Linked DNA regions of Homo sapiens: region 2 is linked to region 1. A link is a loop called in an ENCODE intact Hi-C map of the cell type or tissue named here. Cell type or tissue: endothelial cell of umbilical vein. All regions are shown on one strand. Each heading gives the region's core, and the rest is flanking DNA. Links, peaks and the distances in the headings are about the cores only. Region 1 has its middle 460 kb from the start of LINC01821. Region 2 has its middle 650 kb from the start of LINC01821.

Region 1 (16,558 bases), core at 5,585-13,584:
ATCTGATGAATGTCCTGTAAAACAGTTTATGTTCTACAGAAGAATAGAAAGGCCCCCAGCCTGGGCAACATGGTGAAACCCTGTTGTCTACAAAAAAAAAAAAAATGCCAGGCATGCATGGTGGGGTGCACCTGTGGTGTGCACCAAGCTACTTAGGAGACAGAGGCAGAGGAATTACCTGAGCCCAGGAAGTTTAGGCTGAAGCGAGCCATGGTCACACAACTACAACTGCACTCCAGCCTGGGTGACAGAGGAGACCCTGTCTCAAAAAAAAAAAAAAAAAAAAAAGAAGAAAGACTCAGCTGATATTGCCAGACGACCAGTTCCTGAATGTCAGGTATTGCATTTCTTTTTAATAGTGTTTTACAGCAGGTCTAGCAAATTTCAAATGTGTTGCTATATTATACAAATACAGATGAATGTAATAGTTTTCCTACTCTCCATTACTGACATGGTCTCATCACTATTGTCTTCTAGACCTGGAAGTTCTTTGCTTCCTTTGCAATGTCAGTGGACATTTTGCATATTCAGTAAGTATAATGTATATTTTTAAAAATGAGAAAATTATATTTTCTCTCATAAACATGATAGTGTTCAGTGTTTTTTGTTTTGGATAATTTCTGAACTAAAATTTTTTAGATATCCTCCACTTTTGATCAGCTTTCTTTTTATTTGCATATCAAAATTGTTACCAAATCTTGTGGATTTTAACCAAGAAATATGTCTTATATTCGTTCTAAATTTTCATTCTCCTTGCCTAGTTCATACCCTTGGCATTTACTACATTGCTTCAAGTATTATCTTCATCTTCATCCATTTATTTTTTTTTCCTTTCTAAAACACAAATTGGATTTAGTCATGTCATGTGATAAGTGAGTGGCTTAAGATGATTTGAAGAATTTAAATGGACTCTGTCTTCTAGCCATTCTATATGATAGAATCCTGGCATATTTTATACACAAATACTTGTATCTTACTAATAGATTACTTAAGCCATAGTGATAACCCACACAGAGTTTCTCTCATATCAACCACACATCTTCCTATCTCCTTACTAATGGCATCCCATTGTTTTTGATATCTAAGATAGAAAGTCAGTTATGGAACTTTTAGCTTTTCCCTGGAAAACTAAAAGTTTAAAGACATAACACAGTCAGGCTGTGTTACCATCTCGTCTGCCAGACTGCTGCTCTTTTAAAATTCCAATCATGGTACAACACACTTTGGGGTAAAGGGAAGAGGAAAACAATACAAAAACTCCAATTCAAACCTGGGGTTCTAGGATTATAAATAGATGGACTTGTGCTGCCTTTCAGAGTATTCCTTCACTGAGTTCTACCAAGTAGCTAGAGATTTTTCAAGATATCCTGTATCCAGAAAAGAAAAAAAGAAAAAAAAAACAAAAATTTGAGACATCTAGCTAACATTTGACTTATCCATATTTTCCTGTTGGTGTTCATATATTTCTACTTTTTTCAATCAGTTTTGTATGAGGTACTAGAAACCAATGTTTTCCACTTTCCTTTTAAATTCTCTCAGGTTTACCTAAAATATTCATTTATGTGTTTAAAATTTTAATACATTTTCATTATTTAAAAAGTAAAATATAAACTCTTCACTATGAAATTCAGAAACATTATATCTTTTATTCTTACAAGATTGTTAACATCATGAACCTATCACTTCATTTTTGTACTGTACACTGTGAAGTTCTGTTCTAAAAATAAATAAAGTAATGAAAAGGACAAAACGAAAGACTAGCTGAATTAAATTAGCACTTAATTGAACTTACAAAGCTATGTCTCTACACAATAAAGTTTCAATGTATTTGGAACACTCATTTATAATTCTCTCCCCACTTATAATTACCCCCATGTTTAGATTGCATATACTGCTTCTACATTGGTCCTTTCTTGTCAACAAATAAATACATTCAGGTCTCTCATATTGTAAACATAGTTCCTCCTCTCTATTTTCATGCATTGCTTTCTCATTATCCTGATCTTCCCACTTAAGACTAATGAAAAAGGAGACTAAACCCACTGTTTCTATTTCCTCATCTTGTATTCACGCCTCCCACCATAGCTGTTTCAACCTTACTACTCCATGAATACTCTTAATGAAGTATATACTATTTTCATGGTTTTTCAATCCTGTAGGCAACATCTAATTCTTATTGTTATTGATCCTGCTTCAGCATATGTTATTTCTGATTCTCTTCTGCTTACAAGTTTCTTTCTATTCACTATGAAAAAAAAATATGTTTTAGTTTTCCTCCCACCTCCATAGTAAGTGGCTTCTTTTTATTTTTTGATTTTTATTTTAGATTCAGGGGGTATGTGTACAGCTGTGTTACAAAGGTATATTGTGTGATGATAAAGGTTGAAGTATGATTGGGTCCTACACCCAGGTAGTGAGCATAGAACCCAATAAGTAGTTTTTCAACACTTGCCCCGCTCCTTTCCTTCCCCTTCCTGTAGTTATCTTATTTTTCCCATCTTTATTTTCATGTGTACCCAATGTTTAACTTCCATGTATGAATGGAAAAATGTGGTATTTGGTTTTCTGTTTCTCCATTAGCTCACTTAGGCTAATGGACTACAACTTCATCCATGTTGCTGCAAAGGACATAATTTCATTTGGGTGTGTGTGACTGAATAGTATGCCATGGAGTAAATGTACCACATGTTCCTTATCCAATCCACTGTTGATGGGCACCCAGATTGATGCCAAGTTTTTGCTATTGTGAATAGTACTGCAGTGAACATATGGGTGCAAGCCTTCTTGGTAGAATATTTATTTTCCTTTGGGTATATACCCAGCAATGGAAATCTTGAGTAAAATAGTAGTTCTGTTTTTAGTTCTTTGAGAAATCTCCAAACTGCTTTCCACAGTGGCTGCACTCATTTACGTTCCCACCAACAGTATATAACTGTTCTCTTTTCTCTGCAGCCCCACCACGTCTCTTATTTTTGACTTTTTAATGGTAGTCATTCTGACTGGTGTGAGATGGTATCTCATTGTGGTTTTGATTTGCATTTCTCTGATGATTAAAGATGAAGAGCACTGTTTCACATGGTTGTTGACCATATGTATGTCTTCTTTTGAGAAGTGTAAGTTCCTGTCCTTTGCCAATTGTAATGGGGTTAGTTGTTTTCTACTTGTTTATTTCAGTTCTTTATATATTCTGGATATTAGATCTTTGTTGGATGCATAGATTTTGAATATCTTTTCTCATTGTGTAGGTTGTTTTTTTTTTTATTCTGTTGATAGTTTCTTTTGCTGTGCAGAAAATCTTTAGCTTAACTGGGTCCTACTTGTCAATTTTTGTTTTTGTTGCAAGAAAAAAAAAAACTATCTAGCCATAGATTCTTGTCAAGGCTGATGTCCAGAAGAGTATTTCCTAGGTTTTTGTCTAGGATTTTTATTGTTTGAGGTCTCGCTCTTAGGCTTTGTATCCTTCTTAAGTTAATTTTTGTATATTAACTTTAGATGGATGATAGGTAAAGGTCCAATTTCAATCTTCCGCATATGGCTAGCCAGTTACCCCAGTACCGGTTATTGAACAGGGAGTTTTTTTCCCCATTGCTTATTGCCATTCTTTAATCGTTCATCATTTTAAAAAATGTTAGAATTCCGCAGGAGTGTATTCTGAACCTATGCAGGTGTTAGTTTGTTCCCCACTCTAAACCTCTTCATATCCTTCTCTACCCTACTTTCTGCTTCCTGGGGTTGACCCCCACTCTGCATCACCCAGCCTTCCTGTCAGTGTTCCCTCCCTCTACTCACTACAATGCTATTCTGGTACATCTATTTCATGCCCCTAATACTATCGGACCACCTCTAACCCTGAAATTTTTAGAACTAGGTGTTGTAAGAACTTTCCACTCTTGTTATTTCCATGATGCCTCAACGTTCTCTATTGACTTCATAATGCTGATTGTACTTGTAAAATAAAACTTTCTTGAAAATCGCTGTTTATAGACTTACGGCAATATTGGTTTGTCAAAACTAACACTCTGAGTGATAAATAAATACAGGTTATTTTCCCTCTGTACACTTCCTAGGTTTGAGCTTAATACTTACATTTCCACATCCTTGATTTTCAGCAATATCTTTACTAAATTCTCAACCAAAAATTCCAACTGTTCCATTTATATATTCATCTGTAGGTCCCACAAACACCCCAGAGGCACTATTCCAAAAATATTCCCTTCAAACCTGCCCCTCATCCTCCCTTTGATATCTCTCTGAATAACACCAATTTCCTTATGAGCTGGAAATCTTTAGTGATTTAACATCACTGACAACTTTCATAATTGTTCTGAAAAGAAGCATAGTAATATAATCTGGCACTTATAAAGATCAAAATCAGCCCAAATATAATCCCAAACATTTGAACAAACATGAATTACTCACATATTAATAATGACTATATAAATTTTGTCAATTTTATTTTTATAATTAGTTAATAGGATTTAATTTTAGTTTCTAATAGTTTTAATAAATTCATTTACTTAAAAACAACAAAACTAAACAGATATTTATTTATGATATTTAATTGGTTTAATTAAACAGGCCTATGAGGAGTCAGGCTGCTTAAATGATGAGACTTTTACTAAATACCTATTACTTACATTACATGTTAATTACAGAATTTTTAAAATGAGAAAATAACTGGAATTATGAGCATTGGTAGTATAAGTCAAACTTAATAACAGATCCATATTTATTATCAGACCTTATTCTAAATATTCCAGTTAGAATTTGAAGCAAGAAATATTTATGTTGCCTACTAATCAAGTCAAATACACATCCTGGCTTGTAACTAAAAATAATATTTTATTTTTTTAAATAAAAAAACAGCCCTGAAAAGAAAGAGGCACTTATTTATCCTGAATTCACTAATGCTATATAAAATTTGCATTTTTATTTCACATAAGGAAACACTAAACTAGAGTTTTAGTGACTATTTTATAACTTAGTTGCTGTAATGCAAATGCTTTTGCAATATAGCAATGTAATAATTTTATTTCCCATCTGCAGTTCCCACTTAAAAACAAAGAGAATTGAACTGAATGTAGGAGCATGGTAATAACAATACATTTTGACATAGAGAAATTTAGTTTATAAAGTTCTCTTCTAAATATTATTTTAATTTTTTCCTGAGAAAGGTAAAAAAATGAAACCAATTGGCACAACAAGAGCCAGACAATACTAAAGCCCTCAGTTTGTTTCAAATTTGTCCTATTCAATTTTTTTATTTTTAATTTTTATGGTTACATCGTAGGGTATATAGTGGGTGAATAAATTTATGGGGTACATGAGATATGTTTTTTCGTTATTTGTCTCTATTCAATTGTTTTTATTTTTAATTTTTGTGGGTACATAGTGGGTATATATGTTTATGGGGTACATGAAATATGTTGGTACAGGCACACATCATGGAACATTGGGTGTCTATCGCCTTGAGCATTTATCCTTTGTGTTACAAATAATTCAAGTAATTTACATATTTTAAAATGTATAACTATTATTGCTGAATTGACCCCTTTATTATTAAATAATGACCTTCCTTTTTTTCTGCTTACAGTTTTTGTCATGAAATCTATTTCGTCCCATGTAAGTATAGCTATTCCTGCTATTTTTTTTTTTTTTTTTGGTTTCCATTGGCATGAATGTCTTTTTCCGTCTGTTTATTTTCAGTCTGTGTGTATCTTTATAGATGAAGTGTGTCTTATAGGCAATAGATCATGGAGTCTTGTTTTCTCATTCATTAGGGCACTGTATGTCTTTTAACTGGAGAATTTGGTTAATGTAAAGTCAAGGTTATTATTGATAAGTAGAGACTTACTCCTGTCATTTTGTTATTCTCTGGTTGTGTTATGATCTTCTCTTCCTTCTTTCCTTCCATCCTGTTTTCCTTTTAGCGAAGGTGATTATCTCCAGTGTTATGCTTTAGTTTTTTGTTTTTGATTTCTTCTGTATCCATTTTATTTTTTTATTTGAAATTATCATAAGGCTTGCAAATGCTATAACTCATTATTTTTAATTGAAAACACCTTAGCATTGATTGTTTAAACAAACACAAACATGGAGAAAAAAAACTAATAATAACTTTAACTTCATCTCCACTTTTTAACTGTTTTCTCTCTTTATGTCTTATGGTATTGTCTATTTCTTGAAAATTTGTTGTAGTTATTTTTTATTGTTTTATTATATAGTGTTTTTACTTAAGTCAAGAGAAGTTTATATAACATAGTTACACTGTTATACTATTCTTCTGTTTTTCTGTGTGTTTACTCTTACCAGTGAGTTTTGTAACTTCAGATATTTCTTATTGCTCATTAACATCCTATTCTTTCATATTGAAGAACTCCCTTCAGCATTTCTTGCAGGACAGTTCTGGTGTTGATGAAGTCCCTCAACTTTTTTTTTGCCTGTGAAGTTCTTTATTTCTCCTTCATGTTTAAAGGCTATTTTCTCTGGATATACTATTCTAGGGTAAAAGACTATTTTCTTTAGCACTTTAAATATGTCATGCCACTCCCCTGGCCTGTAATGTTTCCACTGAAAACTCTGCTGCCTCTGATGTAGTGGAGCTCCCTCGTATGTTATTTGTTTCCTTTCTCTTGCTGTTCTGAGGATTCTTTCTTTATTCTTAACCTTTAGGTATTTCATTATTAAATGTCTTGAGGTAGTCTTCTTTGGGTTAAATCTGCTTGGTGTTTTATAACCTTGTTGTACTTGGATGTTGATATCCTTTACTAGGTTGGGGAAGTTCTGTTATTATCCTTTTGAATAATATTACTACACCTGTATTTTTCTTTACCTCCTCTTAAAGGTCAAAACTCTTAGATCTGGCATTTTAAGGCTAATTTCTTGGTCTTGTAGGTTTGCTTCTTTGGTTTTTTTTTTTTTCCTTTCTGTTGTCTCCTCTGATTTTGTATTTTTAAATTGCTTAACTTCAAGTTCAGTAATTCTTTCTTCTGCTTAATCAATTCTGTTATTAAGAGACTCTGATGTGTTCCTCAGCATTTTGGTTGCATTTTTCAACGCTAGAATTTCTGCTTCATTCTTTTTAATTATTTTGATTTCTTTGTTAAATGTATCTCATAGAATTCTACATTTCTTCTATGTGTTATCTTGAAGTTCTTTGAGTTTCCTCAAAAGACCTATTTTGAATTCTCAATCTGAAAGATAACATGTGTGTATTTCTCCAAGAGTGGTCCCTGGTGTCTTACTGATTTTATTTAATGGTGTCATATTTTCCTGTATTGCTGTTGATCCTCGTAGATGTTTCTCAGTGTCTGGGCAATGAAGAGTTATGTAATTATTGTAGTTTTCAGATTGAGCTTGTTTATGCCTGTCCTTCTTGGAAAGGCTTTCCAGTTATTCAAAGGGACTTGAGTCCCAGGCTTAACAATGCTGTGGTTTTGAGAGACTCCTACAGGTACCACCTTGGTGATCTTGAATAAGAATTCTCTGGACTCTTGTTCATTTCTCTTACTTTCTTTTAAACAAATGGAATCTGTCTTTCTGTACTGAACCACCTGGAACCGGGAGGGCGGGGGCAGTGGTGGTGGTGATGCAAAGCACCCCTGTGGCCACCACCACTGGGACGGTCCTGGGTTAGGCTTGAAGCCAGGGTAGCACTGGACCTTCTTCAAGGCCCTTCCCTTCAGGATAGTGAGTTCCCCCAGGCCCCAGGCATTTCCAGAGATACGGTTTGGGAGTGAGGAAATTGGAGTCAAAAACCTGAGCAATTTATTTGATATTATCTTCTGCTGTGGCTAAGCTGGCACTCAAATCACAATACAGAGTTTTTCCTGCTCTCCCTTCCCCACTTTCCATAGGCAGAGGAGCCTCTCCCTGTGGCCACCACTACCCCTAGTCTATGAGGGCTTCTGCCAGGCCACCATCAATGTTCACTTAAAGACAAGGGCTCTTCAGTGAGCTTATGGTGAATGCTGCTTGACCTGGCACTTGCCCTTCAGGGTAGTGGGCTCTCCTCTGGCCCAGAGTAGATCCAGAAATGCTGCTCAAGAGCCTCAACCTGGATTTGGGGATGCCAAGAGCCTACATGGCTGAGCTGGTACCTAGGGAGCAAGATAAAGTCTCCTTTACTTTTCCCTCTGCTTTTATTAAACAGAAGTATTTAACTGTAGCCACCACAGTTTGGAATGTGCTAGGTCATCCCTGAAGCTGGAACATTTCAGTGCCCAAGACCCATAGCATACTCACTGGGTATCATGGTTGGTTATTCAGGGACCAATAGCTATTTAGTCAACAGGTGATGAATACTGCCAGGACTAAGTCCTATCCTTCAAAGTAGCAGATTCCCTTTTGGCTCAGAGTGTGTCTAGAAATGTTCCCAGGGAGCTACATCCTGAAATGGGGGCCTCATGACTCTGCCAGGTGCCCTGTCCTACTGTGGCTGAGCTGGTATCCAAGATATAAAATAATGTTATTTTTATTCTTTGCTCTCCTTTCTTTAAGTAGAAGGAAGGAGTCACTTTGTTGCTGTGAGCTGCACAGCCTGGGGTTGGGGGAAGAATGGCACAAACACTCCCTTAGTTGTGCCAGCTGGTGTCTCCCTAGGTCACATATCACCCTCATTCACTGGCTCTAAGCCCAGCCTACACTACAAGTTGTCTAGAAATTACAGTCCTTGTGTCCTAGACTGTCTTTCAATTTACCTAGAACCCCAGAGCACCTCAGTCCACAGTGGTGAGGCTTGCCGAGAAGCTCAAGTTCCAACCATTGGCATGGTTGATTTCCCTCTGGCTAGGGCTGGTCCAAATGTTCCCTCTGTGTGCAAGCACTGGCTGAGGCCAGCACAGTTGTATTCACTGGCTGAGGGCAGTACTGAGTTCAGTGTAAAATCCACCAGTCACTTTATTCTCCCTCTTCAAAGTGCACAGATTCCCACTTTATGCCACTAGGCAACTCCTAGAGAATAGGGTAGGGGTGTCATTGGAGACCAAGACTTTCTTTCCTGCCCTTCTCAATGCCTCTTTTCATGATATGAGGTTAAAACCGGGTACTGTGATTGCCCACCTGATTTTTGGTTCCTGTGGCAGTGCTTTTCCGTGTGCAGATACTTGTTAAAATTTGGTGTCCAGTGTGAGGGATGAATAGTATAGGCTTCTATTTCATCATCTTGCTCTGCCCTCTGTCCCTATTTTGAATCGGAATCTCCTGTACATTTCTGGTTCTAACCTCCCATTATACATTTTACAACTGTAGAAGTCTTCCCTTTGTTGAGATTCAAAAGTTTTAAATAAATTCTTGTTACGGCAATATGTTTTTCTTAAATTAGATAAAAATAATCTGTACACTTATATGAGTAACAATTTTTCTACTTCATGTTTTGGTTTTCGGTCATATAAGCAACCAAAAAACAGCTAAGAACAAATAAGCAGGTACGAAAATATATATTCACATTTTCCTCCTAAAAGTATACTGTTCCATATTCTCAATTATAAAAATGTTTTATTAAGTGGGTATGTTACCTACATTTTTTGTTTCAACTAAAGGACTACTCGCTTGTAATGAAGAGAAATAACATTACTCTGATAAGTAATATTTTTCTTGAAAAAGAAATCAATAATTCTGGTTTCTTCTCTACCTTCCCTGACCAGATACTCAAGTCAATATAAATTATTTGTAAGTAGTTTTTCAATTATACAAAGATACTTATATAGTATTTATATTATAAAACATATATGCAAATATGTTTAAAAAGATGTCATTTAAGTTGCTCTTTCTTCATTACTCATATTTTGTTTCCCTCTACTATTATTTCTTTTCCACATTAAAAGCTTTCTTTTACTTTTTTAAAAGCAAATTTTATGATTAAAAAATATTCTTAGTTGTACTTCATAAAATAACTAACTTTTAAAATTTTATTGTTAAAGAATATTTTTTCTGAACAAAAGATTTGGGATTGGCAGGTATTTTTTTCAACTTCAAATATAATTTGATACTCTCTTCTGGTCTCTATTGCTTCAGATGAAAAATTCACCTTTATTTAAATAATTATTTATCTGTATGTATTATGTTTTTGTTTTCCTTTATATGCTATCAGATATTTCCTTTCTTTTTTTGGTTTTTAGTAATTTGATTACAACAGGTCTGGATCTAGTTTTCTTTGATTTATTTGTTTGGAGTACACTGAACTTTTTGGATCTGTGAATTTATGTCTTTCATCAAATTTGGAGAGTATCAACTGTTATTTCTTTATGTTTTTCAGCAGCCATTTTTTCCCTCCCCTTCTGGTACTCTAAAAACATAAATATTGACCTTTGATATTGTCTATAGGTCACTTCTTTTATATTCTTAATTTTTACTTTCTCTGTTTTTCATTTTAGTTTCTATTGATCTATCTTCAGATTTACCAACTTTTTCCTCTAGCATCACCATTTTTCTACTGACAACTCTCTCTGTCCTAGTTAATTTTTGTTCCCATTATTGTTTTCCAGTTCTAGAATTTTAATTTGATTCTTCTATATAACTTTTATTTCTTTGCTAAGAACATCTACTGTTTCTTCCCCCAGACTCATCCCCAAAGTCTTTACTTGTTAGACGACAGTAATAATTGCTTTAGAATTTATGTCTGATAATTGAACAGGCTATCTTGTTGGTGGTGTTTGTTGATTTGCTTTTTCCTTACAAGTTGTTGAGGTTTCCCTTGTTCTTTGTCAGTCATATAGCTTGAATTGTATCATGGCAACTTTGAACACTATATTATGAGACTATGGAACCTATAAAAATCTTCCTGAGAATATTGATATGTTTTTATTTGTTTTAGAAGGCAGTCCACCTGAAGTTCTGACCTGAATTCTGGAGGACATTGTTCCCACACAAATGTTGTTTTTCAAATCCTTTGCATTGCTATCCTGGTTGGGCACAGATGTTGACATGGTTGGCTGTGACCCCACTCAAATGTCATCTGGAATTGTAATCCTCATAATCCCCACACGTTGAGGGAGGGACCCAGTAGGAGGTGATTGGATCATGGGGCTGTTTTACCTCCATGCTGTTTTTGTGATAGTGAGTTCTCACAAGATCTGGTGGTTTTATAAGGCAGTTTTCCCTGCTCTTGTATGCTCTCTCTCATCTGCTGCCATGTAAGATGTGTTTCTTCCCCTTCTACCATAATTGTAAGTTTCCTGAGGCCTCCCCAGCCATGTTGAACTGTGAGTCAATGAACCTCTTTTATTTATAAATTACCCAGTCTTGGGTAGTATCCTTATAGCAGTGTGAGAATGGACAAATACACATATGTACTTTTCAAAAGCCATACTGGGACCAAGGCAGTGGTAAACATAGTAATTCAGTTCTTTTTTTTTTTGAGGCAGAGTCTTGCTCTGTTGCCCAGGCTGCAGTGCAGTGGTGCAATCTCGGTTCACTGCAAGCTCCACCTCCCAGGTTCACGCCATTCTCCTACCTCAGCCTCCCGAGTAGCTGGGACTACAGGCACCCGCCACCACGCCTGGCTTTTTTTTTTTTTTTTTTTTTTTTTGTATTTTTGTAGTAGAGACGGGTTTTCACCATGTTAACTGGGATGGTCTCGATCTCCTGACCTCGTGATCTGCCCACCTCACCCTCCCAAAGTGCTGGGATTACAGGCATGAGCCACCGCACCTGGCCCATAGTAGTTCAGTTCTAAAAACTTGGTGCTTGATTCCATCCATCATCAGGCACATGTAGCTTGAAGATGAGTTGCAAAACAATTTTAAGGCTCCCTTTTTCCATTTCTATCCCTTCTGCTATCTATCCCATTCTCAAATTTTTATGGGTCCCCTTTCCTGGTGTTCTGACCTAAAAGTCAGGTCCCTAATTTTCCTATATACTTCCTGCAACAGGTAATGATTCCTGGTGAAACAACAAAAGAAAAGAGCATGCATGAGCACCACTGCTTCTACCTGATGAATAGCAAAAAGGATTTAAAAAAAGGCCTCTTCCACTCCATTGGGACTACCTTTGAAAACAGTGTGAAGTTGGGGGCTGACATTTCTTTGTTAGCACACAGGAGTACAATATCTCCAGAAAGTCTTGGCCACACAAGTAGGAAGGAAATTTGCCATTCTATGCAAGTCCTTAAAAGTTAAAAGTACTTGGTTATGACTTGTTTATACGTGGGACATTTGCCTTTTTGTGCCTGGATCTTGCAACTCAAATAGGCTATATTTCACAATAGCCCTGTTAATTTTACAAAGATAGTTTCCTTATACTTACTTGAAGTGATAAATTGCTTCATCATGAACACATAACCTTTTGTTGTGACTTCTTGGCATAAACAGTTTCAATATATCTAATATATACTGTCGCAAAGAGTAGTTTTTCTACAATGTTGTAAATTCACACTCTTAAAAAATATTTTAAGTCATTTTAATTTTGTGTTGTTTCCCAACATTATTGTGACTATCAATTATTTTACCAAATATTTATTTCATAAATCCTTAATAAGAATTTCTATTAATAAGTTTATTATGTATGAGTGTATCAAGAGTTATAATTACATTTCATCACTAAAGAAAATAATTTAACTTGATAGAAGTTGGTATAGCTTCCTCCATAATTACATAATAACTTGCATTGAGTTTCAAGTATAGAAACGTTATTTCAATTTCTAATAATTCCTTGTACTTAAAATCATGGTGATTTATAAGTTGCCATTACAAAAGGCAAACATTTAAATGAAGGAAATTGATCTCAGAGAAAGCCAAGTACATAGAGTCAAAAATTGACTGACTCAATTGTCAGTCAATTCGAGAAATAAAGTCTCCCATCAATAAGATGCTGGGTAATACTCAGGTAAATTGTATAATTAAGATTAATATACACTCTTATTATTTTTGGAATCATGATATTTAAAACTTAATTTTTAGTATTTTTGATTCATGGTCTGAGTACAGAGGCCTTTCTAATGAAGTCATTTCATGCATCAAGGATGTTCATGGGGGTGAGAGTAGTTCTAATTATCTATTGCTGCCTTTTGAAGTACCTAAATACTAAATTGCTTAAAACAACAATTTTAATTTGCTCACAATTTTGAGTTTCATTTTTGGAGATGTACTTGTCTGGGTGCTTCATCTCTAATCCATATGGAATGGTTGGGGATGGAATGATTAAGATCCACTCCCAAGATATCACCTTTTCTCACATATCTGTCAGCTTGGTGCTTGTTCTCTCTTTCTCTTCACAGGACCCTCCATTTTTTAGGGAGTCTCAATATAGCTTGGGTTTCTCTTGCATTAATTGATCAAGGCCCTACACCTAGAAGTGGCATGGGTAGAAATTTTATGTCAGACCCTCTATCTTCACTCTCAAAGTCACCCATAACTGTTCTACATGTTGCTTTTCTTCACAAAGCTTTACATTAAAATCAAATGAATAAGCCCAAATATTTGCTAAAATATTCTATAAATACTCTTTTACCTAACATGGCCAAATAATAGTATCCTTTGGTTAATATAAAATTATCATATAAGCAAGATGCATAGCACTGTTAAGTAATATTACAGCAAAGTTATATTATTTGTAATGTAATAAACTAACACTGTAAAATCAAATTCTTGTTTAAATTCCTTGTTACAAGTCATTTTAAGTTTGTGTGATTTCACAACATTATTGCCACTATCAATTATTTTACCAAAAATCCATTTCAGATATTTTAAGAGGAATTTCTAATTAATAGTGTCAGTTATTTGGGTTTATTATGTATGAGCCATTAAGGCTTGTAATTATATTTCATTATTAAAGCAAATAAGTTGATCAAGGTTAGTATAGCTTCCTCCATAATTATATTAAAATTTGCATTAAGTTTCAAGGACAAAAATGTTTTATTTTCATTTCAAATAACCACGTGAACTATCTAAGCATATAATGCTTTGCTATGCCTGTTGGACTTGGTAGTTCTGCCGATGATGACTATTTCAAAGCATTTAAGAAAATAATGGGTTGATTTTCATTCATCTTACTTCTATGACAAGAAATATAATAAATGAAACTAATTTCAATTTTATAATGTAGTGCTTACTCATAAAGATACTAAAAAGTAATTAGAATGTAGATATTTTTTCTTCAAACACCCTCCAGTCTGTATATTTATTTAAATATTTTGCAAGCTGAAAATAATAAGGCATTTAGAGCTATGAATATTTCTACTGCTTTGGGGACTACTCTAAAATTCAGTGAAATTTTCTTACTAGTAAAATCCAAACTGACCATAGTTCAAACCTAGAGTTTATTTATTCTCTGCAAAGACATAATGACATCTTCAATACCAAACATTTTTGTTACCACCAAAAAAATTAGTGAGGGCTGGTAATACATAACTCTAGTTGTGTATACGATCTGAGATGAGCTATCAATCACAGTAGAGAGCCCTGGGGAACAGGTTAAGTCACCATGACAAAGCAGAAGAATCACCAACTACAGAATAAAAGTTTGAGTGAAGACCACAGATTATTCCTTATTAAATAGTTCATTCCAAATTCACCATGATAGTGCTGCCATAATAAAGCAAAAGTCAACACATGTTTACCACATAGTTTTTCAAGAAACAAAGATGTGTACACATTTTTTTAAAATCATAATTCAATTAAACATAACTGGAATGATACAATTTCATAGTTTAAAGAGTTAGGCTTTGGATATAGAGCATATTCAATTATCCAAAATATTGCTTTCCACTTGATTTCAGAACAAATGAGACATCAATGTGTTAATAATTAGACAATCAATTCTTGTATATTTTTATTTTTACAAATGGGGTCTTTCTCTGTTACCCACTCTGGAGTGCAGTGGTGCAATCATATCTCACTATGGGCTCAAACTTGGGCTCAGGCTATACTATCACCTAAGCCTCTTGAGTAGCTGAGACTACAAGTGTGTGTTATCATGCTCAGCTACTTTTTTTTGTAAAATTTTTTTGTAGAGATGAGATTTCACTATGTTGCCCAGGCTGGTCTCAAACTCCTGGGCTCAAAATATCCTCCTGATCCTCATTACAGGTGTGAGCCACCATGCCCAGCTCAGGATACAAAATCAATGTGCAAAAATCACAAGCATTCTTATACACCATTAACAAACAAACAGAGAGCCAAATCATGAGTGAACTCCCATTCACAATTGCTTCAAAGAGAATAAAATACCCAGGAATACAACTTACAAGGGACGTGAAGGACCTCTTCAAGGAAAACTACAAACCACTGCTCAAGGAAATAAAAGAGGATACAAACAAATGGAAGAACATTCCATACTCATGGGTAGGAAGAATCAATATCGTGAAAATGGCCATACCGCCCAAGGTAATTTATAGATTCAATGCCATCCCCATCAAGCTACCAATGACTTTCTTCACAGAATTGGAGAAAACTACTTTAAAGTTCATATGGAACCAAAAAAGAGCCCGCATTGCCAAGACAATCCTAAGCCAAAAGAATAAAGCTGGAGGCATCACGCTACCTGACTTCAAACTATACTACAAGGCTACAGTAACCAAAACAGCATGGTACTGGTACCAAAACAGAGATATAGATTAATGGAACAGAACAGAGACCTCAGAAATAATGCCACATATCTACAACCATCTGATCTTTGACAAACCTGAGAAAAACAAGCAATGGGGAAAGGATTCCCTATTTAATAAATGGTGCTGGGAAAACTGGCTAGCCATACGTAGAAAGCCGAAACTGGATCCCTTCCTTACACCTTATACAAAAATTAATTCAAGATGGATTAAAGACTTAAATGTTAGACCTAAAACCATAAAAACCCTAGAAGAAAACCTAGGCATTACCATTCAGGACATAGGCATGGGCAAGGACTTCATGTCTAAAACACCAAAAGCAATGGCCATAAAAGCCAAAATTGACAAATGGGATCTAATTAAACTAAAGAGCTTCTGCACAGCAAAAGAAACTACCATCAGAGTGAACAGGCAACCTACAGAATGGGAGAAAATTTTTGCAATCTACTCATCTGACAAAGGGCTAATATCCAGAATCTACAATGAACTCAAACAAATTTACAAGAAAAAAACAACCCCATCAAAAAGTGGGCAAAGGACATGAACAGACACTTCTCAAAAGAAGACATTTATGCAGCCAACAGACACATGAAAAAATGCTCATCATCATTGGCCATCAGACAAATGCAAATCAAATCCACAATGAGATACCATCTCACACCAGTTAGAATGGTGATCATTAAAAAGTCAGGAAACAACAGGTGCTGGAGAGGATGTGGAGGAATAGGAACACTTTTACACTGTTGATGGGACTGTAAACTAGTTCAACCATTGTGGAAATCAGTGTGGCGAATCCTCAGGGATCTAGAACTAGAAATACCATTTGACACAGACATCCCATTACTGGGTATATACCCAAAGGATTATAAATCATGCTGCTGTAAAGACACATGCACACGTATGTTTATTGCAGCACTATTCACAATAGCAAAGACTGGAACCAACCCAAATGTCCAACAATGATAGACTGGATTAAGAAAATGTGGCACATATACACCATGGAATACTATGCAGCCA
Region 2 (16,558 bases), core at 4,940-12,939, 190 kb after region 1:
ATATGATCTATAAGAGAATGCCTATTTTGTAATAGTAATTATATATTTGGTTAGTAATTTATTAATGTTCTCAATATAATGTCCTAATTTTGTTACATGTAAAGCTCTATCAATTGTATCAGCTAGATATTGTATTGATATTTATTCATTTGTTTTGTACTATTATGAAAACTTTCATCTAACATATGACTCAGATACCTAAGTCATGTGAATATCTCATAATAAAGTCATCTACCAAGAATTTAGCAAAATATTCTATATAAGCAATTTTTTTAACACTCACGCCATCTTTTCACCCTAACATAGAGTTAGTCAGGGGTTTTGATGAGATGGCAGATGATTAACGTAACAAGTTTTTTTTTTTCAGTCTTATTTGTGAGAAAGTTAGAACAAAAATTACTGCCTCTAATCAGAATAAATCACATTTAAAATATGGCCAAATACAGTCTCTCTTGCCTTATGTCTCCTCAAGTTTTCTTCTGTCACTGGTACCGAACAATCTTTATAGGGCAACATTCATCAGTGCTGTCTACTCAGCATCCAAAGGGGTAGGAACAGCATCAGCAACCTCTGAGCAACATGCACACCTTGGTTTCTAATCCTAGATTATTATGTAAAACACTGTTTTGAGGTTGAATTCTAGAGCAACTCCAAGAGTTTTGCAAATCTATTGTTAATAGTAAAGATGAAAAATATTCCTTTTACTACTCCTCATAGTACATATCTTGTCATCTAGACATTTGGATATCTTACGCTTTCCATGAATTATGGAGCCATAGACTTTGGCCTTTTCCTATAATGCATCTAATTCACTAGTTATGCAATTCCCTTTTCTTTTTATGGCCTCAGTAACCTGTGGGGATAGAAAGAATTGCCAACAAATTTGAATGTGAAATATTTGAAAGGTCAAAGCTGTAAAAAACTCTACTTAATTTTTAAGAATATTTTAGGTACTAAATTCTGTTACTAGTGAATATTAAAATGCTAAAAATAATAAAAGTAGTTAATTCTTGTCCTAACAATTTAAATGACGAGTAATCGATGAGTGTCTTACTCTTCTAAATCTGCACATTTTCATTCAGCTATAAAAATGCTTTAAGGACATTCTTTCCTGTTAATATCTGTTCCCATTTCTAATCTACTCCTATTATCTCATAATTGAATGAGGAATAATTCTGTAAATTCCTTTTTAGCTGCACTTCTTATTTGAGAAGACAATAAGAAAATTTTTTAAAACTGTTTAACCTTGGATCTTTTTTTCGCTTTCAATGGCTTTATCTGCAAAACTAGCACTTTTAAATAAGTTATCTCCAATACCCTTTCCAACTCTGAAATTCTAAACATCTTGGTATGGTTTTATATCTCTACCTGTATTTGAAGATAATATGCACCAACACTGTAGAACCATCTTATATTTATCCCTTCTCCTTGAGAGCAGACTTCTTGTGCCTTCAAAGGTGTGATTTCTCCAATCTAATAAATTAATCTAAGGACAGAGATAAATGAATGTAGGGTAGACTACTTATATGACAACAATTTTTGTTCATCATGATTTTGATTTCCTAAATAAAGTAAAACCACCTTTATTTTTCAGTCATTTTAAATAGCTCTACTGTTGTTTATTTAATGCCTTGAAGGAAGTACAACGTAAGGAAATATATTTGTTACATATGAGGGATTCCGAGAAAATTCTGTAAATCTCATTACATGGCATTCCATCACTATTCTCCCCAGGCAGTTTGATTTTATGCCCTATTATAGATCAGTTGGCATCTGACAATTATTTGGCTCTCTGAATCACCAAAAGTATCCCTATTTAGAAAACAAATAATATGATATCTACCCATTACTTCATTTCTATATAATCTTGTTTACAATTTTGGGGGACCATAACAAGAGACTAAGATCACAAAATTAATCTCTCAGCAAAATGTATGACAGAGCAAATTTCTATTTTTAAACGTTTTAGTCACAAAAGTAGAAAATATTTTTTTCATACAAATCGGTTTCCTTATATTTCATATCAATATATACATTATATATTACCTATTTCGATATTCTGATGACGGGGAAAAAAAACCTCCAGCCAGCTGCCAAGGACTGAAACACAGAAGGGAGGAAACCAAACCTAGTACTAAGGTTTTGTTAGTAAGGAAGGAAACAAAACCTTACCAACAGAATGTGTGAAATAATCAAAGAGAACCAAAAAACAAACAAAACCATTTTACATGATGGCTGAGTAAAACAGAGTGGTTGAGAGATCCTTTGTTTGTGTCCTGTATCTTAAAGTGAAAGAGAAAGATACATGCATTTATTAACCCTGGTTATTCTGTCCAATAATTTACCTATTTCTTTAGCCTGATTCTTGAGAAGCTCACCTCTAAGTATGCCCTATGTATGCTATCTTACTTTGACTCTACGACCCAAAAACTGATGTTTTGTTGCCACAGAATTTTCTGGAAAAATATGTCAACACCTATAATTTGCAAATATGTATATTGCATATATGTTTTAATGAGGTAAGTTTTGGGGTAAAAAATGAGTATAGAAAAAAGAAAAAGGAATCACCATTCTATGTCTAACTTTAAAATGTATATATTTCCTGTCAGATAAGTCATTATATGAGCTTAGCTGAATTATTTTCTTACATGAATTTCAACACACATTAATAGTTTCATAGTAATAGAGGATGCATATGTTTCACATTGATCAATCTGCTGGCTATTAATCTAATGAAAAGCACTATTTCCTTCCTTGCAAAATTGTTTCCTGTGGATGTCTATAGTCTCCTAATGGCTAATACTCTCCAACAGCTACATTTTCTCAATCATTCAACCTCTCTATACAGATTTAGAACTTTATCAAAGCATAATTTTAGAAATAATCCTGTGATCTCATTATTTAAATAGTCTTTGAATCTTTGTTTTGCCAACCATATGTTACATAACGTTTTAAAAGCAGGTATTGTTAAACCTGTGTTATATATACATTTTCCCCCAGGACATTGTCAGTTATCATGAATCTGTGGGATTCTAAGTGAAATGTAAAACAATAGTTTGAAAGCTATTATACATATATTTTATTTTTTTCAGATGCTAGCCAATGGGAAAAAAAACTGAAATAATTGAAATGTGAAACTCCTGGGAAAATAATAATACAATGTCCTCTTTTAAAATGCCTCAAATGCAGCTCCTAGTTTAGAACTGAATATGAACAAGGACTCAGAGCAAATATTACATGGAACTTATTCTCTAATAGAATGGTATGTAGTACCACGAATAACCCAGGGCAAGAGGTGCTATGAGTATTTTGAAAACACGTGTACCTCCTAACACTTCTTCTGTTGACAACTGTCTTAAGAATATGTGTCCCAAATTAAGAGGAGGTGTTTGTATAAGTGCTAGAAAAAGAAGGAAAATAGGAATGACTAATAAGAGTGAAATACCAATTCTACTCAGTCTGTCCTTCTTATTGCACTCGTTAAACTTCTGTGCACATGGATTGCTGAGATCTGCTTGAATCTAAATGCTCAATTTTAATTGATATTTTCAAATCCCAGTATATGTTCCACCGACATCTCATTACAATTTGATTCTCCTTCTCATATTTCTCAAAATAAGACAGCCCACGTTTTAATTTTTCAACCCCTAGACACCAGAGTCTTTAATTTTGTGCCACGCTCATTGCAGAGGCAGAATCAGCCACCTGGTCCCAGAATCCTAGTTTCACCCTGGTCATTCCAGGCCTTAATCATACTCTCTCCAGAAGTCCTTAATTAGGTACTAAATGCTCCCTCCAAGGAATTGTGTCTTATATTATTATCATCCATTTATTTGGTGGGAATTATTTTTTCAGAAAATCATAAGAAAATGAGGTCTTTGTATTTTTTTTCTAATTTGGTCTCACAGTGTATCAGTGGAGAGTGGCTATGAACTTCAGCCCTGCCATGATGGGGCTCTGGGGGATTTGGTCATGGATGTTTTCAATTTTCAGGAGATACATTTTTTTTCCTGGTGGGCAGTTTAATGCCTAGGCATCTGACTCAAGTCCAGGTGTCCTTCTCATGGGAAACTTGTGTATACTGGCAGTCACCTTTGTTTCTCTTGTCTGATCTGTGTCCTGTTTACTTTTATCAGAATAACCACTCTCTACAAGAGCCTTGTCTGCAAGAGAAGTTAGGCTTGAGTGTGCTGGTCAGGTGAGACACAGAGGAGGCATACAAAAAATGAAATAACATAGGCAGTTTTTTACCTACATATTCTAAAAAGAAGAGGGCTTTATGCCTCACAGGACTGACAGGAAAAGGGGAGTCATCTGGCACAGGCATGGTCAAGAAGCAAGTGGCAAGTGGAGAGAAAGAGAAAGAGAAAGACAGAAAGAGAGAGGGATCTGTTAGCCATCAAAGCCTTTATTGGGGTCCAGGGAATTAACCTAAGCAGGTCTTTTTGTTGTTGCTGTTGTTTTATTTTGTTTTTTTTGGGGGGGGAGGGGTTTCTACCGGGTGGGTTTTGAGCAGCAGGTTGAGTTCCACAGAGTCATGCTGTAATTAAGAGGTGGTTACAGCAACATATATGTGCAATCTATGAGAGGAGTGGGATCAGTGGGGCAAGTCAAATAAATTATAAATAAATCATAGCTAGCAGTTCCACAGGAAGGTGATCACCAGGAGGTGGTTGTATAAGGCAAATAGTTGGATTGACCACACTGAGAAACTGGAAGGAGGTGGGGAACTAGAAATTGTCCAGGGTGACTAAGCCCGGCTTCTGTTATGAGAAAGTTAAACCTGTATTTTACATGAATGCTGAGACAACATTCAACTTTAGGAATTTACTAGAGAACATTATATCATATATGCTTTGTGACAGAAAATCAGATAGAGTAGGAGATATCTTAATGAAATTAAAATCAGGTTTTAACATAAGAAGAGAACTCTAAAGAGTGCAGGACAGTACTGGGTACCTATAAGGGAAATATATATCAGAAGATATTAAATATGTTGACATTGGTCCTAGAGGATTATTTCTAGCTGTAGTCATTTGAAAAAGACATCCATTTTTTCTGACCCCAGAATAAAATTAGTAAGCAGAAATTGTAAGAGAGAATGGTATAATTTTTTGAGGTTTACTTGGTATTTATTATTTATATCCTTTTTACTCCACTGCCACCTTTGTTCCCTTTTCCTTCAGCCACCCCCTCAGCAGGTGAAGGTCTCTATTCAGGGGATACTCAAATCTGCATTTGGGAAGGGTATGAACCTTAGGGAGATCCTTATTTTATTGGTTCCCATGGTCTTCCTTTGACTTTTACCACTTGACATGGCACAATAACAGGCCACTTCACAAGATTTCTGGGTTGGAAAAATATCCTTCCATCAACTGCATAATCTAACAGGAAGTCCAGTTCCCCATTATAATCAGTCTAATATTCCCAGTCACTGTGGTAATGTCCTTTTTGACTGTTTATTCAGGGACATAAGGAATTTGAAATGGTCAAAAGGCAGTTCTTAGCTACAGGAACGTGGTTGTGTCTAATGGTGGAATAATACTGCCTTTGGGATCTCAAACTTCTTAACCAGCAGAACCACAGTTGAATAGATGATGATCAAACTTTTGTGAGCGAATTACTAGGTGAAATGTTAAGAGATGCCACCCCCAATCCCACCCTTTGGATTCCAGAACAATGTATTCTCATCACGGAAAAATCAAACACCTAAGATGTTGCTGGTCCAGAAAAGATAACCACATCACAAACAACACACGCCAACCTAGAAAAGTGTTGCTTCTAACTCGGCCCTGGAACTGAGTGCTTTATAGTCCAATTGCTTCCAGATGGTGAGATACATGGTAAGAGCAGGGAACCCTTTGAGTGCCTTAATGCTTGTGCCTGGACATGAGTTTCTTGTTGAGAAGCAATAATGTTTGAATACTGAAAATGGTGTAATTTTTAAGTGAATACATATTCACCACTTTGTATAAAAAATCAGGCATCATAGTTGCACCAAATATTTCAAATGGCCTATCTGAAGATATATAGTCACATGCTATGTAAATTAAAATTGAAATTAAGTGGAGGCTACTATCATTAAATTAAATGGAGGGTATTATAGTGAAGATAACAACATTTAAGATGAGTATCAGCTATGAAGTTTGCACCCATTAAATGACACCAAGTTCTTCATCGGTGTAACAACAGACTAATGAAAAGAAAGCAGGGGGATTGAGAAGCACAGCAGTGCCAATGAGTCACTGGGTAGGGAACTTTATATAGGTCATTCTAAATATGGAAACAAAATATTAAAATATTTGCCATCCCTGATTTTAATACATAATATATATTTTATATGTGTATATATATTATATAGGTATAATAAAATATGGTGGTTCTAGGAAAACAATATATAAAATAAATTCTAGTATATATAATAAGATGTATACTATATATAAAATATATACTGTATGATAAGATATATACTATATATAATATGTACTGTATGATAATAAGATATATATTATATATAATATATACTGTATAGTAAGATATATACTATATAATAATAAGATATATACTATATATAATAAAAAGATATATGAAAAAGGAGTATCACAAGCCAATGAGGAAAGTTGGAATGATTATTTATCAAATAATATGATGATGTTTCACTAAATTTGAAGAAAAGTGAACTAACTTTGTGCACTAATACAGGAATTCCCAAAGGAAAAAATATAGAAGTCACTGAATTAAGGTAGTAAAAAGTGCTTCTTTGAGCTCATAAGTACAGTACAAACCTGCTATAAGTTAATTTGATGAAAAAGTATGTTAAATAACAGCTAACACATCTAAAGGGTCATAAAAGCTCCAAAAGAGGCATTCTAATTCAATTTCTTCCCATACAGCTCCAAACAAGTAGGACTGTAGTAATCAGAATACTATTAGATTTTCCATATAAGTAATATCACTGAAAAATCAGAATTTGAATCACCTGACAAAGATTTGCATACCAGAGCTTCTTTTTACATTAAAAAAGTATAACTTGAATGTTATCAACCCTTCACATATATTATTTACATACTCCTTTCTTAGCAGTAGTTTTCTGGAAAGGATTAGCAAAAAAGTTTCAGGTTAGAGTTAGGATCATCAGTCCAAACATTTAAGAAGTTTCATCACAAAGCATATTTGTTTCAAGTGAGTTATTTAGGTCTTGGACTTCTACAGCTGCTATGGGCTTTTATTTGCATTTATTCATAAAATAGTTGCTTTCCAAGCATCTATCTTCAGGAAACCTAAACTGTGCAGAACTGAGGATTTCCCTCAGAAGATCTTCCTGTGGGCTGCAGCATCAGCTCCTACCAGAGTTTCCAGCCTGTCCTTTCTCATAGCCTGATCTATGAATTTCAGACTTGCCTAGCCAGCCTCCAACTCATGTAAGTCAATTCCTTGCAATAAGTCTCTCTCTCTCTCTGTTTTTTCTCTCTCTATGTTTCTCTCTCTCTATATATATATATAAATATATGTATACATATAAATATATATAAACATATATACATATAAATACATATATTTTTTCTTTAAATTTTCCTGCTGGTTCTATTTCCCTGATGAATCCCTGGCTACTTGGCTACTGATACAGGCCTACAGGCTTTTATATCTTTATGATATAATATATAGATAGATATACACACATGTATATACAAATGTAATGTGTATATACTACAAGCGTACATGTATATTTCCTTTTTGCCTCCTTCAGAATTTTTGAGAATAAATTTTACTTAAATTTGAAAACACAATTGTCAAATAGCAAATGAAAATGTATTGAAATATTTGTGTTCATTTAATTCAATAGATAAAATGGACAATATATATTGTTTCTCAAATATTTTGCTAAATACATTGTTCATTCTTGAAATTGAAAAGACTACCATCCCCATGGCAAAGAGTATTAATTAGTAGCAATAGCACTTTTTAGAAACAAAATGGTATTTCTTTATGAATTCTACCATAAATTTCTTTATGAATTCTACCATGTTAGCTAATTGTTAACATTAAAACTGAATATGTTAATAAATTGAAAAGGTATCAAATTATATTTTATTTAGAAATACTTATTGCCTGTAACAATTAAAATATAACAATAATTTATTTATAATAATAGAACAAATTAATTGAAAGTAATTAAGTTATATCCCTGTGTAAAAGATAAAGAGAATTATCTGGTATAAAGTGATTGCAATAAGTCATAATCAGACTGTGTGGGAACAGTGTACACTAAAGTCAGTGGGCATTACAATATGATGTTACCATTAAAGAGTGCTCTCTGGTGGCAAGCGCCACACTTACAGTCTTCTGAGCCAAAATAAGCACAAGAGACATAACAAATTCTTGTTTCCATGTTGCTAAAACTGAGCAAGCTTACAGTGAGAGCCAGAAAAATATAGTTGCAGTATAATTTCAGTTGTTATACATGTTTGTATAGTAATTTTAAAATATTTTGTTAATATTTCATAAGATATTGTAGCTATCAATAATATTTACAAAAAAAAGCACAAGCAGAAAGGATTGAAGCAAGGGGTGCATGCTACATTTTGATTGAGTAAGAATACCATCTTCTATCATCCATGCTAGCACAGTGAAGCTTCACCACAACTTTTCTCAGAGAATTTAAGCTCAGAAAAGCACATGCCTCCTCTTCATGGATTTATTGAGCAAAGAAAGACTATTTTCCAATAGAGTTGAGGTTAGGCTGAACTATCAGTCAACCATGAGATAAAATCTAATAGCTATGCAGTGAAAAGCCCTCTATCCAGACCTTTCTCCTAGTGTCACTGACCTGCTCTTGAGCTTGGAACGTCTATTTTGCAGTATATTCTACTTTGAGAGATAAAGAAGCCCTCCTCTAAAATGCCAAGTCCCACTGGAAATTTTAGTTTATTCATTCATAATTTATTCTCTCAAGAATTTACATATTTGAAGGAGAATTAACATTGATTTGCTAATGGACAAACGTGAAAATGCCAGGGCTTAAAAGATAAAAATATTCAAGATTGATAATAAAAAAAAACTAAATGGTACATTTTGAGTAAGAAGAAATCAGAAGTAAATATAAATAAAAGACAAGAGATGAGAGCCGGTCTCCCTTTCCCTTTTCCTCCCTTTTTCCCTCACTCCTTCTCATCTATGCTTAACAGGGCACATATCTTCCACCTTTTTTCTCAGTGAAGTGATTATGACAAAGAAATGGACCTGAAGTTTTATTTTTAAAAGATTTTGGGGAGTTACTCAAAAGAGAGTGACAGTAATGCATCATTTTCCCAATGCCTGTATTTTCAGATGTTCTGGATAATTTTACTCCTTGTTCCCATGCCAACTGTGATCCACAGTTACGATTCCTTCCTTCTGTCTAGTTTTTGGAGATGGATTGAATTTTCATCATGGGCTCATAGTGGTCACTGAAGAATTCAGTGTTTGGGAAGAGACCACATTTAAAAGGGAGCCTTCACATTCCATATAATAATGATTACTGACCCTTCATGTTACACTTACTATTGGCATGACCCTCTTTTAAGAATGTTTCTCCATCTCATTTACTTCTCCTCACCAGAATTCTATACATAGGTAATAATTTTGTCCACGGATGGAAAGCAAAAGAAAAAAGAGATACGACAACATACCTATGGTTATATAGCAAGAAAGTGAAAGTGCTGCTTGAACCAAAGTGGTCCATGATCTAAACCGCTGTATTGTCCTACCTCTGTGAAATCTATACAATTGAGAAAAACAAAGAAACTGGCTACATCCACCAGTGAGGGAGGCGATTGATGCATATTCTATTATAGCCACAGAAAAGCAACCTCTCATTTTCTTTGTTTGCTTCATTACTGAGGCACAAAGCTGGTCTTATGATTACCATTGTGTTAAACAAACAAACAAATGAACAAAAAGACACCGAAAGCCCCTGAGGATGTTGATACTGCACTAAGCTGGCAGCTGGAGCTTATCTTTACTGACAGGCAGGTGAACTACACATGTTATAACTAGTGCTTTCTTTGTTTTAAAGTATCACACTTCCTTCTACTTAAGGTAGTTATAAATCTGATGTTTGTGTTTATTATACACATAAAATAGAGAAATCAATCAACATTAGTCTGAATTGAAAAGTATAGGTCAAATATGATCAGAATTAAAACCATTAGCTAGAGAGAGGAGAGAAGATGAGGAGGCTGTTGTATGGAACAATGTACCATAATGAGTCACAAATAATATCAATGTTTTACCTCAATCACAAAACATGAGCAAGGTCTATATGAAGAATTGTACACCTTGAGATGAAGTAAATTGTCACGTCGTTGGCCCTGTCAGAAACCACGGAGAAGAGCATGGAAGCAGAGTTTACTAAGAAAATAATGAGTAGTCAGAAAAAAAGAAAAAATTAGGTTTTGATAGGCTTTGACAGAGAAAAAAAAAAAAAAAAAAACACTGAGAAAGGAGTAACCAGAAACTATAGTACAAGTTACTGAGAAATTGAATATTGTCCCTAATCTGAAGGATGTACATTATTTTGTCATTTTCTATGGGAGGCAAACAACACCAGAGAAATTTTACCCCACTCACAATTTTAGCTAAATGGATCCCAACTCATAAAAACCATAAATAGGTATGTCTGTTCTTCCCATAAAGAAAGAAGTAGAAATGACAGAGTTTAAGGTAACAGATTCTCATAATATTTACCAGTATATAACAGATTCTTTTAATAATTACAAGCACAAAATTCACGATGACCTTTATATTATTGTATCTAAAGAAAATCTCAAATTCCCAGTGGTTGGTAAATCTGCTAAAAATAGAACCAACAAGCAAAAACAAATGGAGCATGTCTCACAAAATTTTGAACTGAAAACAAGGAGAAAAATCAGATGCATATGTCTGGGCATATAATGATGTAAAATAATTAATCAGATTTTGAAAATAATTGAGCAGATTTTTCACATTATTTACACAAATAATGTATGTGTTTGAGTTATGTCCCCCAAAAAGATATTTTCAAGTCCTAACCCCAGAACCTCTGAATGTGACTTATTTAGAAAATGAATCTTTGCATATGTAATTAGTGAAGATGAGATCATACTGGAGTAGGGTGGGCCTTAATTTAGTGTGATTGGTGTACTTATAAGAAAATTAGAAATACACACAGGGAGAATGTCAAGTGACAACAGAGGCAGAGATTGAAGTGACCCATCTTCAAGTTAAAGAATGTCAAAGACTGTGAAAACTGTTGACAATTATCAGAAGCTAAAATGCAAGAAGGAACTCTCTTCTAGAGGTTTCAGAGAAACATGGTCCAGCTGACACCTTGATTTGAGATTTAAAGCCCCCAGAAACGTGAGACAATACATTTCCATCGTTTTAAGCCACCTAATTTGTGGTACTTTCCTATGGCAGCCCTGGGAAATGTATATAATGTATATATTTATTTTTAAGATGTTGCATTAATCATTTCCTCAATATGAGCTATTAGAAATTATTTCTATCTCATTATGTTTCAATGAGAAAGAGACAGAAGTAGTAAGAGGGAGGAAAAAGAAAAAAAATGAACCAATGAGAAGAGAGAGACAGTGAGAATAAAAAGCAAGAAAAGAGAGGCATTGCCTCTCTGAAACTTCTAATAGTAGCTTAAAAAAAAAAGAACAACTTTGGTGTTTTTTCTGTTGAGAAAAAAAAAAAGAGATTATTTTAGTCTAGAAAAATTTATATTCTATAGTGGACATGTCTAGTCCTCTGTCACATATCCTCTACCTTCACTTAATTCCAGTTCTTACTCATTGCTGTGGCAATGAGCTGCCTTAGGTGCAATCTGGTACCACTCCACCTTGGCTGAAATACTTACCTCTTGATTTCTCCCCCAGTATTTCTCTGAGAACATAGGACTCTAACAGGAGTCCGCTCAGTCATTCTGGTTTGATCACAAACCTGAAATCACAAGTGGTTAAGAAAACCTAAGAAAATTCTTCACCAATTATAAAAAGAGTCTGCGGGCATATTGTCATGCCTTCCTTGTTTCAAGGGCTCAAGTTGAAGGTGCGTTCTACAAGGCACCCCAAGAGTAGTCAATAAGATTTATGAGCAGTTGCCTACATAATTAAGCAGCTCAACAGCATACTCTTAAATTGGCTTTTAATCTTCTCTGTTTAACACTCCCAAGTCTCTTGCTACTGTTCCTTAGGATATCACTTGCTAAAATAAGCTATCTGTATGCAAGTCTTTGTTTCAAGGCCTTCTTCAAGCAAGAAGTTAGGCTAAGAAACATTCAGTTACCTAGAATACTCCCCTCTACATTTTGTAGAGATAATAAAATACTATTTTTTTGCTGAAAGAATAATATAATTCAATATTTACTAGAATTTTTATTTAGTACTGATAAAAGCTTCAGGTAGAAAATAATGTAAAACTCATTATGATTTAATAAAGAGGTTGAAAACATCTTTTATGATATATAACAAAATCTGTGGCTATTTAGTTCTATTATGCATTTTTCTCCTTTTTTTGTCAAAATGTATACAAGAATAAGCCAGGCAGTAATTATTTTCTTCCTACTCTATATTATAATATTCTGATTGTCTTTGAAATAAAGTGAAAACAATGGTAATCATTAATATATACAATAATGAGTATATCATATATACATTGAATTACATATTTATATATTATAAGGCATCATATTACATTTTAATAATAATCTTCATATATATAGCATTTACTGAGTGGTTATGATTAACCTGGAAATATTCTTTTGCTTTACTTGTATCATTGTGTTTAATCCTTGTAAAAACCTTATATTAAACATACAACTATTTTCTTGTTTCATATAAAACAAGCTGAAACACAGACATTGGAGACACAGCCATGCATAATGTATCTCTTTATCCCAAGTGACCACAATGCACCTATTTATCTCAAGAAAACAGAGCTAAAGTCACCTATTCTAATATCAGTGGGGTTTTCTGTTGTTGTTGCTTGCTGTGTTTTGTTTTTGCCTTGCTTTACTTGTATACTACTTTATAATTATTCAATTATCTCATTATATTTACCCTTAGTGACACAGAATGTCTCATGCACCTTGTGGTGAGGGGTAGGGGTTGCAGGATTGAGGACAGTAACAAACATAGGTACGTAAAGACAAGCCCTGAGATGAATTTGTTGACTCACTGACACCTATGATATGGCACTTCACAGGTGTCTGCGCACATGTTATCTGTCCAATATCCTTTGGCACTAAAGATTTGAAGTTCTTGATAAAGCTCTTGAAAAAGATTTGAAGTTCTTGATAAAGCTCTTGAAAAAGATTTGAAGTTCTTGATAAATCATTTCTGTTTTTAAATTACAGTAGTGCCTGTGGAGAACATCAGTGATTTTAAAAATGACACTAAGAAGAATACCAAATACTTACAGTATATCTACTTTGTTCCATAAACATAAAGAACATATATTTTTATATGTATGAACTCATGGAATACAATAAATCTGTGAGACATACATTACTGCTCTCACAATTTATACAAGAGAAAAATCTAAGTACAAAAAGATTGTATCATTTGTTCAAAGTCTAGTTAAATAAAGGAGCTGTTCAAATTATAGAGCTGAGATCCAATGCAAGCAATTCCAGGTGCTTAACCAGGACCTATTCTGCCTTTGTTTTACCAGCACCACCACATACAACACTCAGACATATACACTAGTGTGTAGGTACATTTACACAAATATGTGCACATCAATACAAAATAAATGAAAAAAATTGTGATCACTCTTTCATATAATAAAATTTTGGAAAATCAACAAAAGGCTAAAAATTTCATCAGCTAAGATATGCAGATTTATTGTAGAAAGCAAAATTCAAGAATAAATTTGTTATATATTACCATTCATGTTAAAACATAAATTTTAGCCGGGTGCAGTGGCTCACACCTGTAATCCCAGAACTTTGGGAGGCCGAGGCGGGAGGATCACGAGGTCAGGAGATCGAGACCATCCTGGCTCACATACTGAGACCCGTCTCTACTAAAAATACAAAAAATTAGCCAAGCATGGTGGCAGGTGCCTGTAGTCCCAGCTACCTCGGGTGGCTGAGGCAGGAGAATGGCATGAACCTGGGAGGCAGAGCTTGCAGTGAGCCAAGATTTCGCCACTGCACTCCAGCCTGGGCAACAGAGCGAGACTCTGTCCAAAAAAAAAAAAAAACCATAAATTTTAAAAATATTTCAACAAAATGCTCTTTAGAGAAAACATATCCAAAACATAATAATTGAAATGATCAAAAGCTAGAACTTTGGAATAGATAGATATAATACACATATACTAACAACAAGAATTCAGGGTTGTATGAGATAAAATAAGAAAATAAAAGATGTTGACAAATAAATAAAAGTGTTAGAGATATTTACATGGTGATACTAGACTCAAATAACCAGAACGATTACAATCCAAAATTTGTTTACCTAATATAATATTTTCAAAATAATTTTGGCAAAAGTTAATAGACTTCCAGGGAAAAACTGGAAAACTGAAAACTAATAAATCCAACATTATGCAAGTGATATTAATTGAGATCTCTCAATTATCAATAGAACAACCTGACCAAAAAATAAAGTATTTGAACAACATGTTACAAGTTAGAATTAATGCCTTTATATAGATGCCTATTTACAACAGGCAAAAAAAAATACCATTCTTTCAAAAACTGACCCTATATGAGGCTTTAAAGAAAATTTGAACCTGTCAAAGATTTGATATGACACAGAAAATGTTCTTTGAAAACAACTACATTAGATTAGAAATTTATAATAAAAAGATTAAACATTAGGAATGGAAAGGCATATCATCTTCTTCGATAAGAAAATTTAACACAATAAAGATTTGAATTTTTACAAAGTTAATTTATAAACCTATGTTTGGCAATGCCTAAAAAAATTACCTGAAAATGTATTCTAAGAGCCCATACAAAAGACAATCAGTAAAATGTAGAAAGACATGTGCAAGGCATATTACATTCTACATTACAACACAGTCTATATAGTAAAAGACTGGAAAATATAGAGGACTTAATGATAACTGATATTATGTCCACAAAATGGAAACATACATAGTGTTAAAAGGAAATAACACTTCTATACCCTACACTGGAATACTGATCAAGCTGTACTGTTAAGCAAAAAATTCAAGTTAGAGAAATATATATTTGATATTTTACCATCTGCCTATGAAATATCGAAACATCACACACATGCACACATGTATTTACTCATATCAAAAAGCTGTAAGTAACAATTAAACAGGAAAAACAGGTATATATGTTAAATGATATAATGAGATGCAATTAGCAAAACTAGATTACCAAAAACTTTACAGAACAAATGATGCAGTTTCTTTTTTTTATTTTGTTTTGTTTTGCTTTGTTTTCAACACAGAAATAACCACAAAAGCACTGTATGAGGAATAACAGAGAAAAGAGTTCAAAGGAATCCTATATTTTAAAACAGGATTTAAAGAAGCAGTAAATAATAAAACAAAACACTAAGCAATAACAATCTATGGGTCTTGTTTGGCTCCCTAAAATAAAATAATTTTTATAAGATACAAATTAAATATTATAGTATATTTGGACGAGAAAGTGGAACTCTTCCATACTGCTGGTTGGGAGGCAAATTTTTATGTCTACCTTGAAAAATTATTGCAAGAATCTAGTGAAGCTGAACAAATTCATACCTATGACAACATAATGCTCTTTCCATTTATATATAATAGTGAATGTACACATCCATTGAAAGACTTGATGTACACTTTGCAAGCATTTCAGAGGCTGTATAGTTAATACTTGTGTATTTTATTATACCCTAAATTATGATTCAATAAAACATATGAAATCTATAAGGCACTCTGTCTACTGTATGAAAAGTTAGTCTATTTATTCAACTAAATGTAAAATCAATTGAGGGTTCGCTTTCTAAATCATATATAGAAAATGATTTATATTTTGAAATCCACTATTTTAATCCAGATATTTTTCCAACTCTAGGATAATGATCAATCAGGATATATGTTAAATGTTTTGAAGAAAGATATACTTTAAAAGTGGAAATGGTAATATTTCAGATAAATTTAAAACCACATATTTTCCTTATATCACTTAATTTTTTCTATATTTTATTAATTTATTCAATCATTTAACAAATATATACTAAGTTTATACTTTGTGTGAGCCATTAAATTGCATATGGGCTAAAACAAGTATATATTTTAACCTAGATATTTCTCTCAGAAACCTACATCATTTTTTGCTTATGTGCACAAAGTTGATATTAGAATCTATTTTTTCTTTTATTTTCTTTTTTTCTTTTTCTTTTTTTTTTTTTTTTTGAGACAGCACCTTGCTTTGTCACCCAGCCTGGAGTGCCGTGGTGTGACCATGGCTAACTGCAGCCCCACCTCCTAGGTTCAAGTGATGCTCTCACCTCAACCTCGAAAGTAGCTAGAACCACAGGCGTGTGCCACCAGGCCCAGCTAATTTTTT

The links. Peaks named below come from ENCODE experiments on the same cell type or tissue, not always from the same donor. Only the 100,000 strongest peaks of a DNase experiment are listed, where the experiment ranks them.
Region 2: it touches region 1 in a loop (21-fold over the local background); 3 of 110 quality-filtered maps call a loop at or near these places.

The regions. Positions count from the first base shown.
Region 1 is chr2:193,877,657-193,894,214 of GRCh38, reverse strand. No RefSeq gene overlaps it. Among named protein-coding and RNA genes, the nearest start is that of LINC01821, 460 kb to the left of the region's middle. In endothelial cell of umbilical vein, for the core only: no CTCF peak of the experiment used is centred there; a DNase peak (open chromatin) is centred at 8,614.
Region 2 is chr2:193,687,325-193,703,882 of GRCh38, reverse strand. No RefSeq gene overlaps it. Among named protein-coding and RNA genes, the nearest start is that of LINC01821, 650 kb to the left of the region's middle. In endothelial cell of umbilical vein, for the core only: a CTCF peak has its summit at 8,318 (motif pointing left); a DNase peak (open chromatin) is centred at 8,302.